2 separate regions of the Homo sapiens genome follow, and region 2 is linked to region 1. A link is an interaction called in ENCODE POLR2A ChIA-PET data of the cell type or tissue named here. Cell type or tissue: HepG2. All regions are shown on one strand. Region 1 overlaps CLIP2 (CAP-Gly domain containing linker protein 2). Region 2 overlaps GTF2IRD1 (GTF2I repeat domain containing 1).

What was found. Peaks named below come from ENCODE experiments on the same cell type or tissue, not always from the same donor. Only the 100,000 strongest peaks of a DNase experiment are listed, where the experiment ranks them.
Region 2: POLR2A ChIA-PET joins it to region 1 with 5 read pairs; 2 of 35 experiments call an interaction of 5 or more read pairs at or near these places.

Annotation. Positions count from the first base shown.
Region 1 is chr7:74,363,162-74,368,161 of GRCh38, reverse strand. CLIP2 (CAP-Gly domain containing linker protein 2) reads right to left here. Exons shown (of 17, transcript NM_003388.5): 8 at 3,847-3,907. Among named protein-coding and RNA genes, the nearest start is that of CLIP2, 76 kb to the right of the region's middle. RefSeq lists enhancers at 2,458-3,327, 3,328-4,199. In HepG2, a CTCF peak has its summit at 3,926; a DNase peak (open chromatin) is centred at 2,621.
Region 2 is chr7:74,512,749-74,517,748 of GRCh38, reverse strand. It overlaps GTF2IRD1 (GTF2I repeat domain containing 1), which reads right to left. Exons shown (of 27, transcript NM_005685.4): 3 at 4,778-4,919; 4 at 2,153-2,308. Among named protein-coding and RNA genes, the nearest start is that of WBSCR23, 17 kb to the left of the region's middle. In HepG2, no CTCF peak of the experiment used is centred here; no DNase peak of the experiment used is centred here.

The sequences.
Region 1 (5,000 bases):
AGCTCACTGCAGCCTCAACTGCCCGGACTCAAGCGATCCTCCCACCTCAACCTCCCGCGTAGCTGGGACCATAGGCATGCATTACCATACCTGGATAATTTTTCCATTTTGGGTAGAGACAAGGTCTCCCTATGTTGCCCAAGCTGGTCTCGAACTTCTGGGCTTAATCAATCCTCCCGCCTTGGCTTCCCAAAGTGCTTGGATTACAAGCATGTGCCACCATGCCCGCATTTTTAAAAAATATTTTTGTAGAAACACGGTCTTGCTATGTTGCCCAGGCTGGTCTCAAACTCCTGGGCTCAAGCAACCTTCCTGTCTCAGGCTCCCAAAGCACTGGGATTACAGGTGTGAGCCACCATGCCCAGCCAACTGTGTGGATTTGGGGGCCAATATCTGAGATGGGAACCGTAAGGGGGGTGGTGTTAGGGGAGGCCTGGATAGATGTGGTTAGGACATGTTCAATTTGGGCTGTGGTCCTGGGTTGAATAGTGACTTCTTAAATTTCATGCCCACTCAGAACCTCAGAATGTGACCTTAGCCAGGCATGGTGGCTCCCACCTATAATCCCAGAACTTTGAGAGGCTAGGGTGGGAGGATCGCTTGAGCTCAGAAGTTTGAGACCAGCCTGGGCAATATAGTGAGAACCCATCTGTATAAAAATTAAACAAAATAGGCCAGGCATGGTGGCTCACGCCTGTTATCCCAGCAGTCTGGGAGTCTGAGGCGGGCGAATCATGAGGTCAGGAGATTGAGACCATCCTGGCTAACACGGTGAAACCTCGTCTCTACTAAAAATACAAAAAATTAGCCGGGCATGGTGGTGGATGCCTGTAGTCCCAGCAACTTGGGAGGCTGAGGCAGGAGAATGGCATGAACCCGGGAAGGGGAGCTTGCAGTGAGCAGAGATTGCGCCACTGCACTCCAGCCTGGGTGACAGAGCGAGACTCCATCTCAAAAAAAAAAAAATTTTTTTTAAACAAAATAAAGAACAAATGTGACCTTCTTTGGAATAGGGTCTTGCACATGTAGTTAGTTAAAATGAGGTCATACTGGATTAGGACTGGATTAGAGTGGGCCCTAAATCCAGTGACTGCTGTCTTCATAAGATGTTCAAGTAAAGTGCCACACAGGCAAGGCAGCAAAGTGACAGGAGGCAGGGACTGGCCTGATGCAGTTATACAGGCCAAGGAGCATCAGGGGCTGCCGGCAATCCTCCTGGAAGCTAGATTGGAATAGATTCTCCAACACCTTGATTTCAGGCCTTTTTTTTTTTTTTTTTTTTTTTTGAGAAGGAGTCTCACTCTGCTGCCCAGGCTGAAGCGCAGTGGCGCAATCGCGGCTCACTGTAACTGCCGCCTCCCAATTTCAAGTGATTCTCCTGCCTCAGCCTCCGGAGTAGCTGGGATTAGAGGCGCCCGTCACCATGCCCAGCTAATTTTGTATTTTCAGTAGAGACGGTGTTTCACCACGTTGGCCAGGCTGGTCTCAAACTCCTGACCTCAAGTGATCCGCCGCTTTGGCCTCCCAAAGTGTTGGGATTACAGGCGTGAGCCACCACGCCCAGCCTTTATTTTAGACTTCTGGCTTCCAGAACTGCGAAAGCATATGTTTGTGCTGTTTTAAGCCACACATTTGTGGCTGTGCATTATTGCAGCCCCAGGAAATTGATACAGGTGCTTGCTTCTTCCTCAATTGGGTGGAGATGTCAAATGGGCATGGTACAGGGAGCTTGGGGAAGACTGTGGATCTTACAGGGGCTCATTCCAGGGCATGGAGGCCACAGACTGGAAGCTCTCAGGGTGAGTGTGGACAAGGGGTGAACGGACCTGGGACTGAGCCCTTGGATGGGACAATGTTCAGAGATTAGGAAGGAGGAGACGCCAGCAGAGGAGGCTGGGGAGTTGGAATGGGGGCATCTCATTGTGTAGTTGGGGCAGTGTGGACAGGAGGGAAGACCATGAGCCTGATAACCTTCTGGGGGTTTTGCAATAAAGACAGGCAGAGAGGTGGGGTGATAAAGCGGAGGGGGCCAGGAGGTCAAGGAGGGGCTCTGGCTTTTATTTCTGACTTTTAAGATGGGTGGGGGCCAGATGTGATGGCTCATGCATGTAATCCCAGCCCTTTGGGAGGCTGAGGCAGGATTGCTTGAACCTAGGAGTTTGAGACCCACTTGGGCAACATAGCGAGACCCTGCCTGGGCAACATAGTGAGACCCAGCCTCTACAAAAAAAAATACAAAAATTAGCTGGGTGTGGTGGCACACGCCTGTAGTCCTAGCTACTTGGGAGGCTGAGGCAAAGCATCACTTGAGCCCAGGAAGTGGAGGCTTCAGTGAGCCCAGATGGTGCCACTGTACTCCAGCCTGGGCAACAGAGTGAGATCCTGTCTCCAAAAAAGAAAAAAAAGGGTGGGGATGAGGGGATGAGTGGGACTTTGGTCATTTTGCCTTCTGGTTGCCATGAATATGATCACAATTCAGTTTGCTACAATAAAACGTTGCATGGGGAATTCTGCAGCCCTTTGGACTGACTTAGCTGTCACTGTCTGTCCCGCCCCCTGCCTCTCCCAGCCAGGGCCGGCTGGATCCGGGGTGGACCCCTATCCAGAGCCAGCCAGCCCATTGGCTATCCCTGGGACCAATCAGAGCCTCTCTCAATGACAGCTGGTAGGTAGTGGGCGGGGCTGGGAGAAGAGCAGAGCCGAGAAACACAGTGGGAAACAGACAGGAGGAGCCTGACCTCAGACACAGATCGGAAGGAGACCCTGAGTAAGGGGCACATGGATGGGCTTAGCTCCCGATGCTGTTTCTGGCTCCAGTCCCCTGAAATGCCTGCCCTTGGAGGCTGTGACCTTTCCTACAGCCCTTCAGTAAGCCCCCATGGTGACTGCAGCTGGCACAGGGGGGTCTCTGTTCCTGGCAAATACAGGTGCTTTTCCCAGAAGTCCATCCAACCCCTGCAGGAGAGCAACTGCCAATGGAAAAGTCAGCCAGGAGCAACCACATGGCCTGCCCCTTGGCCAAGAGGGAAACTTAATTAGAACATGCTGAGCTGGGCTGAGGCTCTGACGCTGGGTTGTGCCCCAACATCCATTCTTTTTTTTGAGACAGTCACACACACACACACACACACACACACACACACACACACACACACACACACACACACAACAAAAAACAGGCGCAATCATAGCTCACTGCAGCCTCCATCTCCCAGATTCAAGCGATCCTCTAGCCTCAGCCTCCCTGAGTAGCTGGGACCACAGGTGCACATGACCATGCTTGGCTAACTTTTTAAATTTTTTGTAGAGATGGGATCTTGCTACGTTGCCCAGGCTGGTCTTGAACTTCTGGGCTCAAGTGATCCTCTGCCTTGGCTTCCTGAAGTGCTGGGATTATAGGTGTGAGCCACCATACCCAGCTCCCTTGGTCTCTGAGCCTCAGTTTTCCTACCTATAAATTCTGTGACTCAGCAAGCTACTTTCAGCCAAAATTTTACCTGGAATCCAAGATGAACGAAGGGGCACCTTTAGGGCTATTGCCTAAGAAGAAGGGACAGGGGACCTCAGCCACTCTATCCTGGGGCCCAGCCCCCCATCTGCCCTGCCCTGGGTTCGTCCTGCCCACCCCATCCAGCTGCTGACACGGGGAGCACAGCTTCCCTGGGGGGCTCCTGGGGCTGAGCCACTAACACCTCAGACATCAGACCTTTGATCCTTCCCCATTTTCCCCCCCAGCCCCTTCCCCGGGGGGGCCTAGAGGTGCTGCTGGACCTCACAACCATCTGCCCTAGCAAGGGCCAGGCACCGGTGCTAAGTGTGCCCAGGGAAGGGGCCTCTGACTGTTACCTCCAGGTCTCCCTTGGTGATGGACTCCTCCTCCACGCGGAACTGCAGATCCTCCACCTTCCTGCAGGGGAGGGAAAGAGGTGGCTGACCTGGCTTTGCCCAGAGCAACGGGATTCACCGAATGAGCAACAGCAGAGAGAGGCAAGGCCATGAGAATGGCCCAGAATCCAGAGGCGAGGCCATCAAAATGTCCCACAGTCCTGGAAAGCTCTAGACCTCCCAACCTGCTGACCTGCACTCTAGGAAGAACCACCAATAACTCCAGAATGGCAGTGTTTAAGGCAACACCCTTCCTCCCCAGGGTGGTGGGAAATAAAATAAAGGGCAGGGTGGCCCGGGGATGTGAGTGACAACACTGTTTTCTTTCCTTCTTTCTTTCCTTCCTTCCTTCCTTCCTCCCTCCCTTTTTTTTTTTTTTTTGAGACAGAGTCTCGCTCTGTTGCCCAGGCTGGAGTGCATTGGTGTGATCTCGGCTCACTGAGGCCTCTGCCTCCACGGTTCAAGCAATTCTCCTGCCTCAGCTTCCTGAGTAGCTGGGATTACAGGCATACATCACTGGGCATGCAACCTCAATAAAAAATTTTTGTAGTTTTAGTAGAGACAGGGTTTTAACATGTTGGCCAGGCTGGTCTCGAACTCCTGGCCTCAAGTGATCTGCCCACCTCAGCCTCCCAAAGTGCTGGGATTACAGGCGTGAGCCTCCGCGCCCAGCTGACAACACTGTTTTCATCACTGCGGGGAACAGACACTACCACAAGGAACAACCTGTGGGGAGGAAGGAAAGGAGAGAAGGAAAGTGGGCTTCCTTTGCTGTTGATCTTGTTCTCATCACAGGCCTCAAAACTGGGGGTCAGAGACCCAATCCCCACTCCCAGGGCTGCCCCTGGATGTGGAATGCCCAGGCATCAGGGCTACCCTCAGGGAGACACACTCTGTCACACACCTGTCAAGACAGCGCAGGGGAGAGACACAGGCCCACCCCACCTTACAGCCACACATAGGAACTCAAGGCTGGGCCAGTTGCAGTGGCTCACGCCCGTAATCCCAACACTTTGGGAGGCCAAGGTGGGCGGATCACCTGAGGTCGGGAGTTTGAGACCAGCCTGACCAACATGGAGAAACTGTCTCTACTAAAAATACAAAATTAGCGGGGC
Region 2 (5,000 bases), 150 kb before region 1:
GAGCCAGGCTGCAAGGAAAAAGCTATAAGGGCTGGGCGTGGTGGCTCACGCCTGTCATCCCAGCATTTTGGGAGGCTGAGGAGGGAGGATCACTTGAGGCCAGGAGTTCGAGACCAGCCTGGCCAACATGATGAAACCCCGTCTCTACTAAAAATACAAAAATTAGCTGGGTGTGGTGGTGCATGCCTGTAATCCCAGCTACTTGGGAGGCTGAGGCAGGAGAATCGCTTGAACCCGGGAGGTGGGTTGCAGTGAGCCGCTGCACTCCAGCCTGGGTAACAGAACGAGAATCCATCTCAAAAAAAAAAAAAAAAAAAAAAAGGTGTAGGGAGGAAGGGAGAGAGACCGAGAGGGGGGAGAGAAAGTAAGAAGAAGAGGAAGTGGAGAGGGAGCAAAAATAGGGGATTGAGAAAAAGATGGGAGAGGCTGGGCGTGGTGGCTCACGCCTGTAATCCCAGCACTTTGGGATTACCGAGGCAGGTGGATCACTTGAGGTCAGGAGTTTGAGACCAGCCTGGCCAACATGGTGAAACCCCGTCTCTACTAAAAATATAAAAATTATCCAGGTGTGGTGGCAGGTGCCTGTAATCCCAGCTACTCAGGAGGCTGAGGCAGGAGAATTGCTTGAACCCAGGAGGGGGAGGTTGTAATGAGCCGAGATCATGCCATTGCACTCCAGCCTGGGCAACAGAGTGAAACTTCATCTCAAAACAACAACAACAACAACAACAACAACAACAACAACAAAGACAGGAGAGAGGAGAAAGAGACAGACTGAGAAGACGCAGGAACAAAGATGGGGGCTCGGGGGCACAGAGGAGGGGAGGCAGGCTGGGGACTGAGGACTGGGCACTGGGATATCTGTTGTCACCTCCATGCTACAGCCCCCACCCTGAGCCAGAAAGAGGCCCATCCTCTCATAGCCTCCTTGAATTCTGCCCAAAGTGGACAAGGGGGGCCAGGGCAAGGCGGGCAGGGGCGCGGGGCCCTGCAGCTGGCAAAAGTGTCGACAGAGGCACAGCCAACCATGCGTGGCAAGTCCCCCATCCCAGGGTGGCCAGTGTGACCACCCAGGGCCTCTGGGTACCCCTCCTTCTGACATAAGAACAGCAGAAGTTTCCTCACAGACCTTTGCTCCATAAAACCAAAGGCTACAGTAGGAGAAGGGATAAAGCCAAATCAGAAATGAATGAGGTGGGACCCTGAGCACCAAAGGGACCTGCCCGATGTTTCCCAGGGCGTGTGAAGACCACCACTGGGGCCCTGAGGCCCTCTGCAACCTGACGCTTCCCAAGGGAGGCCAGGTCTCCTCTTCCTGCAGGAAAGACATGGCTGAGCAATCAGCCTTCACTTAGTCATTCAACAAACATTCTCCAAGCACCTGCTGTTGCTGGGCTCTGAACTGTAGGCTGGAGACAGCTAGAAAGGGCAGACACAGCCCCTGACTCTGGAGAGCTCTTGGGCTGGAGAGGGGACAGGGCACTGTGGGTGCCAAGAGAGGGGCCTAAACCCACTGTGAGGGGGCTTCCAGGAGCAGAGCCTCAGTGCCACGCAGGTGTCTGCCAGACACAGGAGGGGAAAGGCAGTCTCAAAAGATGTAACAGCGCGAAGTCCAGGGCATGTGAAATGCACCAGCGAGTGCTGGAGAACTGGAAGTGGTTCTGTAGAGAGGTCAGTAGGGCCCTGTCACCTAGTGGGAGAAGAAGGTGTGGAGGGGATGAGGATGGGTGTGTGGGCCCCTGTGCCATGCTCAGGGTGATGGGGAGCCCCCGAAGGCTGTGGAGAGAAGAGCTTCATTAATGATCAGACTTGTGCTTTGAGAAGATACCCTTGGTTGCAGGGCAGGTGTAGAGAGCTGGTCTGGAAGCAGGGAGACCGTGGCAAGCCTGGGGCTATTTCTAGGCGAGAGGTGGCAGTGACTTGAGCCAGGGCAGGGACAGTAGGGGTGGAGGTTTGGAAAACGGCTGGAGCAGAACTTCTGTGTCTGGGAATGCAGAGATGAGGAAGGGCTGGGGTAGCCAGTAGCCCCATGCCTTGGGGTCCGGCTTTGCCCAGGGCCCATAGTGGGACAGGAGGGGGCCCCCTCTGCTGGGTGGGGACCGAGGCTCCCACCCTCCCTGGGGCCCCCAAATGGAATGAGGAAGGATCTTACTATAAAGAACATCAAACACCTCCTCTACCATCTTCCGCAGAAGGTACACATCTGAGCCATGTTCCAGGGAGGACCGAGGGAGGCTACGGCCTCCACCCTCGCCCCGCTGCACCTTCTTGGGGTGCTCTGCCTCCGGATCCTTCCACGGGGGCCCTCCTGTGGGACACAGAGCACGCGAGGCCACAGTGAGCACCCGTCTCACCACCCGGCCTTCGAGCTGGGATGTCGCTGCCCTGTGCTGAGCTGCGGAGACTGGCACACAATGTGATACACAAGTGAATGAATGAATGAAGAATTAATGAGTGAGCAAGCCCTATTCCAACCACCCCACTGAGGGCCAGGGCTGGTCATCTCAGAGTTCCCAGGGCTGGGCCTCACCTCTGGTCACCTCTAATTTGCTGTGTGACCTTGGGTTAGTCCCTTCTCTCTCTGAGCCTCAGTCTGTGAATGTTCACGGGAGGCCAGCTATTCCAGCTCAGAACTGAGGTTCGATGAATGTTCCATCTGTGTCTTTCTATTTTTTTTTTTTTTTTTTTTTTTGAGACAGAGTCTCGCTCTGTTGCCCAGGCTGGAGTGCAGTGGCACAAGCTTGGCTCACTACAACCTCCACCTCCAGGGTTCAAGTGATTCTCCTGCCTCAGCCTCCCGAGTAGCTGGGATTATAGGCGCCTGCCACCTTACCCAGCTAATTTTTGTATTTTTAGTAGAGATGGGGTCTCACCATGTTGGCCAGGCTGGTCTCGAACTCCTGACCAAAGTGCTGGGATTACAGGTGTGAGCTACCATGCCCGGCCCCATCCATGCCTTTCTGTGCTCTGACACGAACACTGTCTTGACCAATCTATGCCACCGTTTTCTGCTCTGCCGGAGGGAGAGAAAACCCTCCGGCAGAGGGTTGGGAGGCACCCCCCAACCCCTGCTCCAAGGAGGCCGTGGGTTGCAAACAGCAGGTTCATGCCAGGCTGGGCCAGGGTGGGGACCGGAGAGTGTTGGTGGATCCTTGGGGAATGTTCTAGAAGCTGCATTGGAAAGGAGATGAGAGGAGGGGCCTGCGGCCCCCTCCCAGCTTGGAGCCTATTCTCCTCTGGGATCTGCGGAGCTTGAAATAAACCAGCCGAGTTCCTGGTGCTATAAATAGCGGCTCTGCGTGGCTCTAGAAGGCAGGTGCACCGCCTCAGGCTCTGGGCGGCTGGGGTGCCACACGACCTGCTGCTGTCCATTCTACCCGGCCCAGTCCCCCATCCTGGCCCTGGAGAAGGTCTAGGCTCTGAGGGCTGAGGGGGGTGGGGGGCTGGCTGGGGATGCGGCTGCACCCCAGTAATGCTAGGCCCAGCGCTGGGGGATGCCCTTCCCTGAAACAGCTGATCTTAGGGGTGTGAGGTGAATACTAATAATAGTAACAACAGCTGGTGTCTATTGAGTGTGAACCAAGTGCCAGACACTGCCCTAAGTGCTTGCAAGGTACCAATTCGTTTAACCCTCAGACCCACCCGTCCTCCCCTTTCACAGATGAGTGGGTTGAGGCACAGCAGTTGTGGACCCAGGCGGCCCGTTCTCTTAACCTCATGCTATACCATGGTTCTTTTGAGATGGGGACTCACTGTCACCCAGGCTGGAGTGCAGGGGTGCCATCGTAGCTCACTGTAGTCTTGAACTCCCAGGCTCAAGTGATCCTCCTGCCTCAGCCTCTCAAGCAGCTGGGACTACAGGTGTACACCATCAAGCCTGGTTAATTTTTAAATTTTTTGTAGAGACAGAGGCCTTGCTATGTTGCCCAGCCTGGTCTCCAACTCCTGGGCTCAAGTGATCCTCCCATTTCAGCCTCCCGAAGTGCTAGGACTACAGACATGAGCCACTGCACCTGGCCTAAGATGTTAACCCTGACTATAGCCATGACAGTGCCTGCCCCCTCAGGTTGATGTCAGGGTAGGTGAGTTAGCATCAGAAAAGATGCTATGTACAGCAGGCATTCAATAAATCTTATTGGAACATGGCCAGGCATGGCGGCTCACATCTGTAATCCCAGCACTTTGGGAGGCTGAGGTGGGCGGGTCACCTGAGGTCAGGAGTTCGAGACCAGCCTGGCCAACAAGGTGAAACCCCGTCTCTACTAAAAATACAAAATTAGTTGGGCGTGGTGGTAGGTGCCTGTAATCCCAGCTGCTCGGGAAGCTGAGGCAGGAGAATCACTTGAACCTGGGAGGCAGAGGTTGCAGTGAGCCAAAATTGTGCCACTGCACTCCAGCCTGGGTGACAGGGCAAGACTCTGTCTCATTTAAAGAAAAAAAAAATTGTGTTGGCATAAGTGCATTTGGTCCTTGTGTTCAGGAATACATAGTTAAGAGGAAGAACTGAGCAGCAGCCTTGGCCTTGGTGTCCCCATCTGGAAAAGGCAGATGGAAGTGGCTGGCTCTGGCCTACCCTGGGGTTCACCCAGCCAGTCTCTATCAACTCAGGGGCTGCCTCAATAACACCACATCGGGAATCTCAGACAACCTAGCTTGTTAGGTTCACTCCCCACACACCGCCACCCTGGCTAGACAGGGTTGGGGACCCAGAGATGGGCTAGAGCGCCTGCCCTCGGGAAATGGCGGGCCCGGCCCTCCGGAGCCCTGGGGTACTCACGGCAGAACCTGAGGAAGTCTGACTGTAGCTCCTTCCGGGCATTCAGGAACATTCTCCCCTTCTCTGTGCCCACCACAAAGGCGCTCTCATCGTGCACGGCGACACAGGCCACCTCGGCGTTCAGTTTGGACAGCGCTGAGCACTGTGGGAAGGGCAGGCTGTGTGAGCGGAAGGGCTCCCCATACTCCGAACACCTCTAGTATCCACTTCGGGGGTGGGATGT